2 separate regions of the Homo sapiens genome follow, and region 1 is linked to region 2. Evidence: chromatin loops called from intact Hi-C (ENCODE). Cell type or tissue: A673. All regions are shown on one strand. Links, peaks and the distances in the headings refer to the core of each region. The heading gives the core; the rest is flanking DNA. Region 1 has its middle 510 kb from the start of TENT5A. Region 2 overlaps IBTK (inhibitor of Bruton tyrosine kinase).

Region 1 (4,410 bases), core at 140-4,139, 940 kb after region 2:
GAAAGCCAAGCAAAAGCATTCTCAATTTCACTACCTTGTTTCATTTCTATAAGATAACAGTCTTATGAGCCTATAATTCTATTCTATGCAAACCTGTCATTCTATTTTAAGCTTGACCAGAATCTACAAAGCACTTTTCTTTCTGTGTATACATAGATACTCTATGTGCTTGCACTAGAAAGCATTTCACACAAAGTCAGCTCATGTTCCTCAGGTAGGTACTGTGAAGGAAAAACATTAATGATTTGAGCCTGCTTATATTCTTACAGCAGAAGCAGAACATTTTTTAAAATTATACTTTAAATTCTGGGGTACACGTGCAGAACGTGCAGGTTTGTTACAGAGGTATACACATGCCATGGTGGTTTGCTGCACCTCTCAACCATTCATCTACATTAGGTATTTCTCCTAATGCTCTCCCTCCCGTAGCCCCCTAACCCCTGACAGGCCCCAGTGTATGATGTTCCCCTCCCTGTGTCCGTGTGTTCTAATTGTTCAACTCCCACTTATGAGTGAGAACATGCGGTGTTTGGTTCTCTGTTCTTGTGCTAGTTTGCTGAGAATGATGGTTTCCAGCTTCATCCATGTCCCTGCAAAGACCATGAACTCATCCTTTTTTATGGCTGCATAGTATTCCATGGTGTATATGTGCCACACTTTCTTTATCCAGTCTATCATTGATGGGCATTTGGGTTGGTTCCAAGTCTTTGCTATTGTGAATAGTGCCACAATAAACATATGTGTGCATGTGTCTTTATAGGAGAATGATTTATAATCTTTTAGGTATATACCCAGTAATGGGATTGAAGCAGAGCATATTTATGTAAATAAGGAAACATTAATATTGAATAATACATTAGCTGAAAAATGATAACAGTGAGAGACAACTTGAACCACAGCTAGGTCTTAAAGAATATGTAATGGTGGAAAGAGAATTCTGAAGTTAAGAAACAACTTTTAGATGGAGGATTCAGTTTGCGCAAAAGTAGAAAGGTGGAAAAAGAATAGGGTGTTTAGGGGAAATAACATGGGTAAATAATCCTAAGTGGAGACAGCCCATACATGGAAGTAGAGGGAGATACTATATAATTCAATTGTATGTGATACAGCTAGATTATGCATTTTACAAACTTTTTGTCCAAAAAAGAAAAAAAAAGAAACGGTGCATAAAGGCAAAAATGTTGCCTTTATCATATTTACTATGTTAAAAGTTTCTGTTTCTGAAAACTGCAAAATTTAGGAATAATCATGTTGGAAAATAAATTTAAATTTTAACTTCTCTCAGCAAACATGGTTTGATGACTAAGCTGAACTTTTGGGTGACTTTGTGTGGGTTTTTCTGTTGATTGTCATTTTTAACTGAGTCAGTTGTGGAACATTAGGTTTTTATTTTCACAGCACAGAATACACAGCCTGATTCACAAAATTAATTTAAATGATCGGAATCTCTAAGATGAATCATAGAAATCAGTAAATCATGGGAAGTCAGGGCTTTCCTGGTGGGCATTTTTTTTTAAATTTTTACAGAATGGGTGAATGGGTGAAAGGCTGGATGTCTCAAAGGAAATTTAAAAGTAGCTCTTCAGTCATAAGGTGAATCAAATTATGGAGCACCAGAGCCAATAAAGTTGTAGTTTGCTGTAATTTGAACTACAGCAACATAGAATATCAAGAATGTAGGGAAAGTATTAAATAGTCTCAAAAAATAATTTGCTTTTATGTCAATGTGCTGAAACTTGAATATTTTTTTAGAATATTCAGTGTTAATATAGTAGATTCAGTAGATTCTGCATTAATACCAAAAGATAAGATAAAGTATTTGTGTTAAAATTTCAATGACTCAAGTCATTTAAACAAACATTTACTAAAAACCTCTATTGTATATTCTACTTTTGTTGTTCTGTAGATAAAAAAATGGGTAACATACTTTACCTGTTCACAGGAAATTTATAATTTAATGATGAGGACTGCACGGCTCTTGCAAGAATGTGATAGGCACCACAAAAGAACAAATAAAATATGAAAATAATAGGAGGGGAATTGTGAAGAAAGTGTTTTTGCTCTGGGGTAGTCTCTGTGCAAATTGCTGTATGTAAATTCTCTCATTTAATCATATTAATAAATGTATGCTATAAAAACTATTGTTATATCAATTTTTTTAAATGAAAAGCCTAGGGCTTAGCGGGATTATGTAAGAAACTCCTACAACTCAAAGCTCAAAAACTGATTTTCTGACTCTATCCTCTTAAACACTGCACTATACTGCCTCCTAGGGGAATGATCCTTGGAGATGGTATTATAACCTTACTAATTTGCCAAAGACACAAATATGAGAGGAAACAATATTTGTCCAGGAAATGCTAACAGTATAATAAATTCATAGTGTCAGGTATAAGAATTTTATGCTTTATATAAAGAATGAGACTAAACTGGAAGGATCTCAAGTCTCAGGAAAGAAGCGTGTCCTTGACTTCATATGCATTGAGATGTCATTCCAATGAAAATAACCACATTGGAATTACCATATTTTTATGATAAATCAGCATGTCTCCTTTTTTCTGGATCTCATGTTCTCTTATTCTCCTGGTAATTACAGTACTTCAGTGTGTCTTAAGACAACCAGCCTTTTCAACTTTTCCAAAAACTGCTTTAATAAACATAATAAAATGAACATAACAAAGAAATTTCCCTAGTATTCTATTAAGAATCCTGAGCCAGGGATTAATCTGTGATCTGTTGGACGAAGTTTACTCTATGTTAAATATCTTTCCTACAATAGATTTTTTTAAAAAACCTCAATGACGTGCACAGCAGCACAGTTTATGTGCCTGTGCAAACATATAACTGATGTGCTTTTTCAAGGCTATAAAATGTGTTCCTCCTTCCATATGTGGATTGTTGAGCACATCAATCATTAGGCAATTTGCTCATTTTTTAACTTTTACATTTCTGTAGAAATTCCTTCAGCACGAGGTACTCTACCAGATGCTAGCAGTAATAATTTAGTGAGGTTGATAATGTTCCAAGTCCAGTGTTTGCTTTTCCTTGAAGAATCATAGTGAAGAGTAAGAACATCAAAGTTCGTTGGAATATTAAGCACTAAACAGTCCTGCTAATTGCCCAGATTCTAGCATTTTCCAAAAGAAGTATAGTTCCAAGTATCCATCGTGGATTATTGATTATGTTCAAGTTCTTTTTAATTAGGATTGTCTCTTTCCTGTCATTCTGTCTCTAAACACCATTGGCTCTAAATTATATGTGACTTCTGAGCTCATCTTGGTTCAGTTCTATCATGCTACAAATGAACAATCTGATGCCAAGAAATATGAAATGATTGGTCATGACCTGTCAGCTGGTCAACCTGAATTAGAATCAGGGATCCTCATCCCAGACCTACTATGTTATACTTCTCCCTTCATCCTCATTCCTTTATTACAGCTCAGGTTATTTTCTCATCAAGTCTTTTAAGCCATAGAGGTTTGTTGAGTATATGAATTATGTAAGCCAGAAAATATCCCATTTCCTCAAAAAGTTTTTATTTTGAAAAATTTTGAATTTGCATTACAATTGCAAGAAACGTACACTAAATATATATCTTCTTTCATCAAGAGTTATCAATTTCTAATATTTTGCCACATTTTCTTTCCCTCTTTCTCTCTCATTTTCATTCTTTTGCATCTAGTAAATTCTCTGTCTGTCGCCCAGGCTGGAGTGCAGTGGCACGATCTCGGCTCACTGCGAGTTCCGCCTCCCAGTTTCATGCCATTCTCCTTCCTCAGCCTCCCGAGTAGGTGGGATTACAGGCGCCCGCCACCACGCCGGCTAATTTTTTGTATTTTTAGTAGAGACGGGATTATTTCACCATGTTAGCAAGGATGGTCTCGATCTCCTGACCTCGTGATCCACCTGCCTCAGCCTCCCAAAGTACTGTGATTACAGGCGTGAGCCACTGCGCCCGGCCCAAGTTTACTCTTTTTACAACCATTGTGGAAGTCAGTGTGGCAATTCCTCAGGGATCTAGAACTAGAAATACCATTTGACCCAGCCATGCCATTACTGGGTATACACCCAAAGGATTATAAATCATGCTGCTATAAAGACACATGCACACGTATATTTATTGCGGCACTATTCACAATAGCAAAGACTTGGAACCAACCCAAATGTCCAACAACGATAGACTGGATTAAGAAAATGTGGCACATATACACCATGGAATACTATGTAGCCATAAAAAATGAAGAGTTCATGTCCTTTGTAGGGACATGGATGAAACTGGAAACTATCCTCAGCAAACTATGGCAAGGACAAAAAACCAAACACCGCATGTTCTCACTCATAGGTGGGAATTGAACAATGAGAACACATGGACACAGGAAGGGGAACATCACACTCTGGGGACTGTTGTGG
Region 2 (4,410 bases), core at 285-4,284:
TAGGTACATAGTCTTAAAATTGTCTATCAAACATTTATTGATTATGAGCTTTGTGTCAAACATTATGCTAAGTACTAGAGTTGCAGTGGTGAACAAATTAGCCCCTGCCTATGGTGAACAAATTAGCCCCTGCCTATATAGAACTATCCTCCTTTCTTGTTTTGTCATAGAAGAGTTATCTCTCCTATCTTAGGCCAATACCTGTGCTTTTATCTTAATGCTTCCCATTTCAGAAGCCTGAAAACTATTAATTACCCCTTTCCTTTCTTGTGTAAGATTCAACATTTTCCTTTTAACTAGATTCTTCCCCTCTGGTTTTGAATGTGCTCAGGTCTCTCATGTGGTCTGGGCACACTTTCTTCTATCAGTTGTCCTATCATTACCAATTCTCCATCCACTTCACAGCCAGATTTCTCAAAAGAGTTGTCACCTCCCAATCAGTCCGTAATTGATTCTATCTCCCAGCCCCATTACTAAACTGAAACAGTACCAGTACAGGCTAAGTTCAACAGTGACCTTTGTATTGCCAACACCATCCACTTTTTATGTGACTCATCATACTTGAAGTTCAATTACTGGTCGTCGTCTTATTTCACTTTATATTCTTTCTACACTATCCATTTAATGAGCATATGTTCAGTCGTCAGACATGTACTAAAGTCTCAAAATTTATATCTCTTGCCCATATCTATCATCTGAACTTTAGACTTAATTATCTCTTATTGACCCTACCATTCTATCTGGATGTTCAGAAAGACCACAAACTTCATGTCCAAAACTAAACTTAATGTTTTCCTCATACCCATCTCATAAAACCAAAATCAAACAAAAATATAGACAAAACATAGAACAGCCTGTTTTTTCGGAATCTTCTTCCTCAGTAAATAGGAAGAATTTGTGTCTTTGGCACTTCCATTTTCTTCACAAATATTCAGTCTACTGTTAGAGCATTCCACTTTTATCTCTTAAATATTTCTCAAATCCATATACTAAATTTTATCTCCAGTGCTATCACCTCTGAGTCAGTCTGGTGTGATACTTCACCTGGGCCACCAGAGTTACCCTCCTGACTGGTCTTGCCTTTCTTTACTCCAAATATATTAAGCCAGTATGTTCTTTTTTAAAATTTGGAGTTTACTGCTTTTAAGAGAAAAGCTATAGCATTCTTAACATGGCCTTCAAGGCCTACATAGTCTGGCTCCTGCCAACTGTCTTTAACTTGATTTTGTAACCTGATCTCTGTATTCTAGTCATCTTGGCCTTCTCTTAGTTCTCAAATGCACTTTCCTTCTTTCCACCTCCTTACTCTTTGACAGACTGACGACTCTGACTCTTCTTTCAATATCTATTCAGTTATATTCTTTGGAGAAGTCTGACTTACTGGGGCAGTTTGCTGTTGTTTGTTCTCATAGTACTTCTTTTTTATTGTACGTTCCATATTTATTAGTGTGATTCTTTAATATTTGTCTACTCTAAGTATTTTCATGTTTGTATGTTTAATTATATGTTCAATGAGAGCAAGGAGGATGTTTGTCTTTGCTCATCATTTTACTACCAGTGTTCATATTAGCTTCTGGCATGTATTGGGTGCTCAGTGAGTCTGGTGAATGAATGAGTAAATTAATTGAAATTGTAACCCTGTTTCAAGTAACATTTGTTTCTAATGTAGTGAGTTATATTGCATGTCTTAGATATATCAATTTAAAGGTATGAAAATTAAGATAAGTTTTGTATTTTTATATTTTAAATATTAATATTCATTGAAACTTAAAAAAAAGTCTTTAGATATATAACGATTTGTCATGGAACTTAAAATATGGATCTGTGGTTTCATAGTTGATCACTAGAGTGTGCTATAACATCAGGGCTCTTAATTATAAGTGTGCCCTGTTATACTGCTTTGGAAGTTTGACTCAATGGAGTTTATGACAGTATGATATATCCATAGCTTCAGTATTTTTGGTATGGGAGTTAATGTTTTAAATAGCTTTGGCTATCACTGCTAGTGATTCTGAGAAAGAAGACAGATAGCTTTGAGTTTCAGGGTTTTTTTCCATCATAGAAAACATAATAAGTATGCTTTTTTAAAAAGGAAATATTAAACATTACAGACAAACTAAAATATTCATTAATTTGCAAATTATGGGCTACCTGGTACTGGCCTGTGTTGGGTATATATAAAAGTAGAATGTATAGGTGCAGCCTTTAATGTGTCTGAAATCTAGTTGATAAATATTAATATACATACATGGAAGTTAAATGACAGAATAAGAATGAAATTACGATACAAGGGCCAGGCGCTGTGGCTCATGCCTGTAATCCCAGCACTTTGTGGGGCTGATGTGGGCGGATCACATGAGGCCAGGAGTTTGAGACAAGCCTGGCCAACATGGGGAAACCTTGTCTCTACTAAAAATACAAAAATTAGGCCGGGCGTGGTGGCTCATGCCTGTAATCTCAGCACTTTGGGAGGCCGAGGCAGGCAAATCACCTGAGGTCGGGACTTCAAGACCAGCCTGACCAACATGGAGAAACCCTATCTCTACTAAAAATATAAAATTAGCCGGGCCAGGGGTGGCACATGCCTGTAATCCCAGCTACTTGGGAGGCTAAGGAAGGAAAATTGCTTGAACCCAGGAGGCGGAGGTTGTGGTGAGCCGAGATTGTGCCATTGCACTCCAGCCTGGGCAACAAGAGTGAAACTCCATCTCAAAAAATAAATAAATAAATAAAAAGAGAAATAAATAAGTAAATAAATAAATAAGCTAGCCAGGCATAGTGGTGCATGTCTGTAATTTAGCTACTAGGGAGGCTGAGGCAGGAGAATTGCTTGAACCCAGGAGGTGGAAGTTGCAGTGAGCCAGGATCACGTCACCGCACTCCAGCCTGAGCGACAGAGTGAGACTCTGTCTCCAAAAACAACAACAACAACAACAACAACAAAACAAAAAGAAATTACGATACAATATGGAAGTATTAAAGAGATTACAATATGATGAAGTACCAAATGAGTGGTTCTGAGAAGAAAAACTGAGCATGGGCTGGTGTTGTCAGGAAGACTTCATTGCAGAAGAAGGGCTTGAGCTGGGTCAGTTCATAAGCACTTTTTATATTCATTTCCAAATATTTTATTATTATATTTATAAGCATGTGAAAAACATTAGAAAAAAAGAGATCACTTAATTCTTGATTCCTTTCATTGTCATAAGCTTTTGAATACAGGATGGGATTTTTAAAAGAAGAAATAAGAGAAGATGGGGCAGTATAAACAGAGGAAATCGTGGGAGTTAAGAAGATAGGAATGCTTATGGTCCTTTGGGGAGTTAGGGTGCCAGGGGTGGGGGACTCATCTCAGGAAATTCCACAAATTATACATTCTTGTTTTAGTTCTAGAAAATGTGATTTTTTTCCAAGGTTAGGGCAAGAATGACAATGTTGTTTGAGGGTGTTAACATCTAAAAGTGAGCAATTTGTACAATTTTTATTTGTTTATTGTTACTTAGGTATTCTTTTTTATTTCATGTGCTTTTATTTCTCATTTTCCTTTCACTGAAATGTCCCCTTATGTAATTCTGGAAAGAAAATGTAAGCTTGTGTTTCTTTTTTTTTTTTTTTTTTTGAGACGGACTCTCGCTCTTGTCACCCAGGATGGAGTGCAATGGCGTGATCTCCGCTCACTGCAACCTCTGCCTCCCAGGTTCAAGTGATTCTCTAGCCTCAGCCTCCCCAGTAGCTGGGACTACAGGCGCCTGCCACCATGCCTGGCTGATTTTTATATTTTTAATACAGACAGGGTTTTGCCATGTTGGCCAGGCTAGTCTCGAACTCCTGACCTCAGGTGATCTGCCCACAGCCTCCCAAAGTGCTGGGATTCCAGGTGTGAGCCACTGTGCCCAGCTGAGCTTGTGTTTCTAATTAGTGAAAAAAACTACTTGTGAGAAAAAAATTATTCTGTGATTATATCAGCTCCAATCTGATATAAAAATCTTTCTAATTAAGCCAGTACAATTTTTTTAAGGCCAACTGAGCAAAGAATAATTTAGTTCCTTTAAAGTGTAAATGTGACAATATTAATGTTTTTTGGTTTGAACAAAAATCTTTTTTTTTTTTTGAGATGGAGTTTCGTTCTTGTTGCCCAGGCTGGAGTGCAATGGCTTGATCTCAGCTCACCGCAACCTCTGCCTCCTGGGTTCAAGCGATTCTCCTGCCTCCGCCACCCTAGTAGCTGGGATTACAGGTATGCGCCACCAAGCCTGGCTAATTTTGTATTTTTAGTAGAGATGGGATTTCTCCATGTTGGTCAGGGTGGTCTCGAACTCCTGACCTCAGGTGATCCGCCTGCCTCGGCCTCCCAAAGTGCTGGGATTACAGGCGTGAGCCACTGCACCTGGCCAGAACAAAAATCTTTTA

The links. Peaks named below come from ENCODE experiments on the same cell type or tissue, not always from the same donor. Only the 100,000 strongest peaks of a DNase experiment are listed, where the experiment ranks them.
Region 1: it touches region 2 in a loop (8-fold over the local background); 8 of 110 quality-filtered maps call a loop at or near these places.

Annotation. Positions count from the first base shown.
Region 1 is chr6:81,239,777-81,244,186 of GRCh38, reverse strand. No RefSeq gene overlaps it. Among named protein-coding and RNA genes, the nearest start is that of TENT5A, 510 kb to the left of the region's middle. In A673, for the core only: a CTCF peak has its summit at 2,265; a DNase peak (open chromatin) is centred at 2,256.
Region 2 is chr6:82,175,731-82,180,140 of GRCh38, reverse strand. All of the region lies in intron 26 of IBTK (inhibitor of Bruton tyrosine kinase), which reads left to right. Among named protein-coding and RNA genes, the nearest start is that of IBTK, 70 kb to the left of the region's middle. In A673, for the core only: a CTCF peak has its summit at 1,840; DNase peaks (open chromatin) are centred at 1,880 and 3,310; H3K27ac peaks cover 1,011 bases.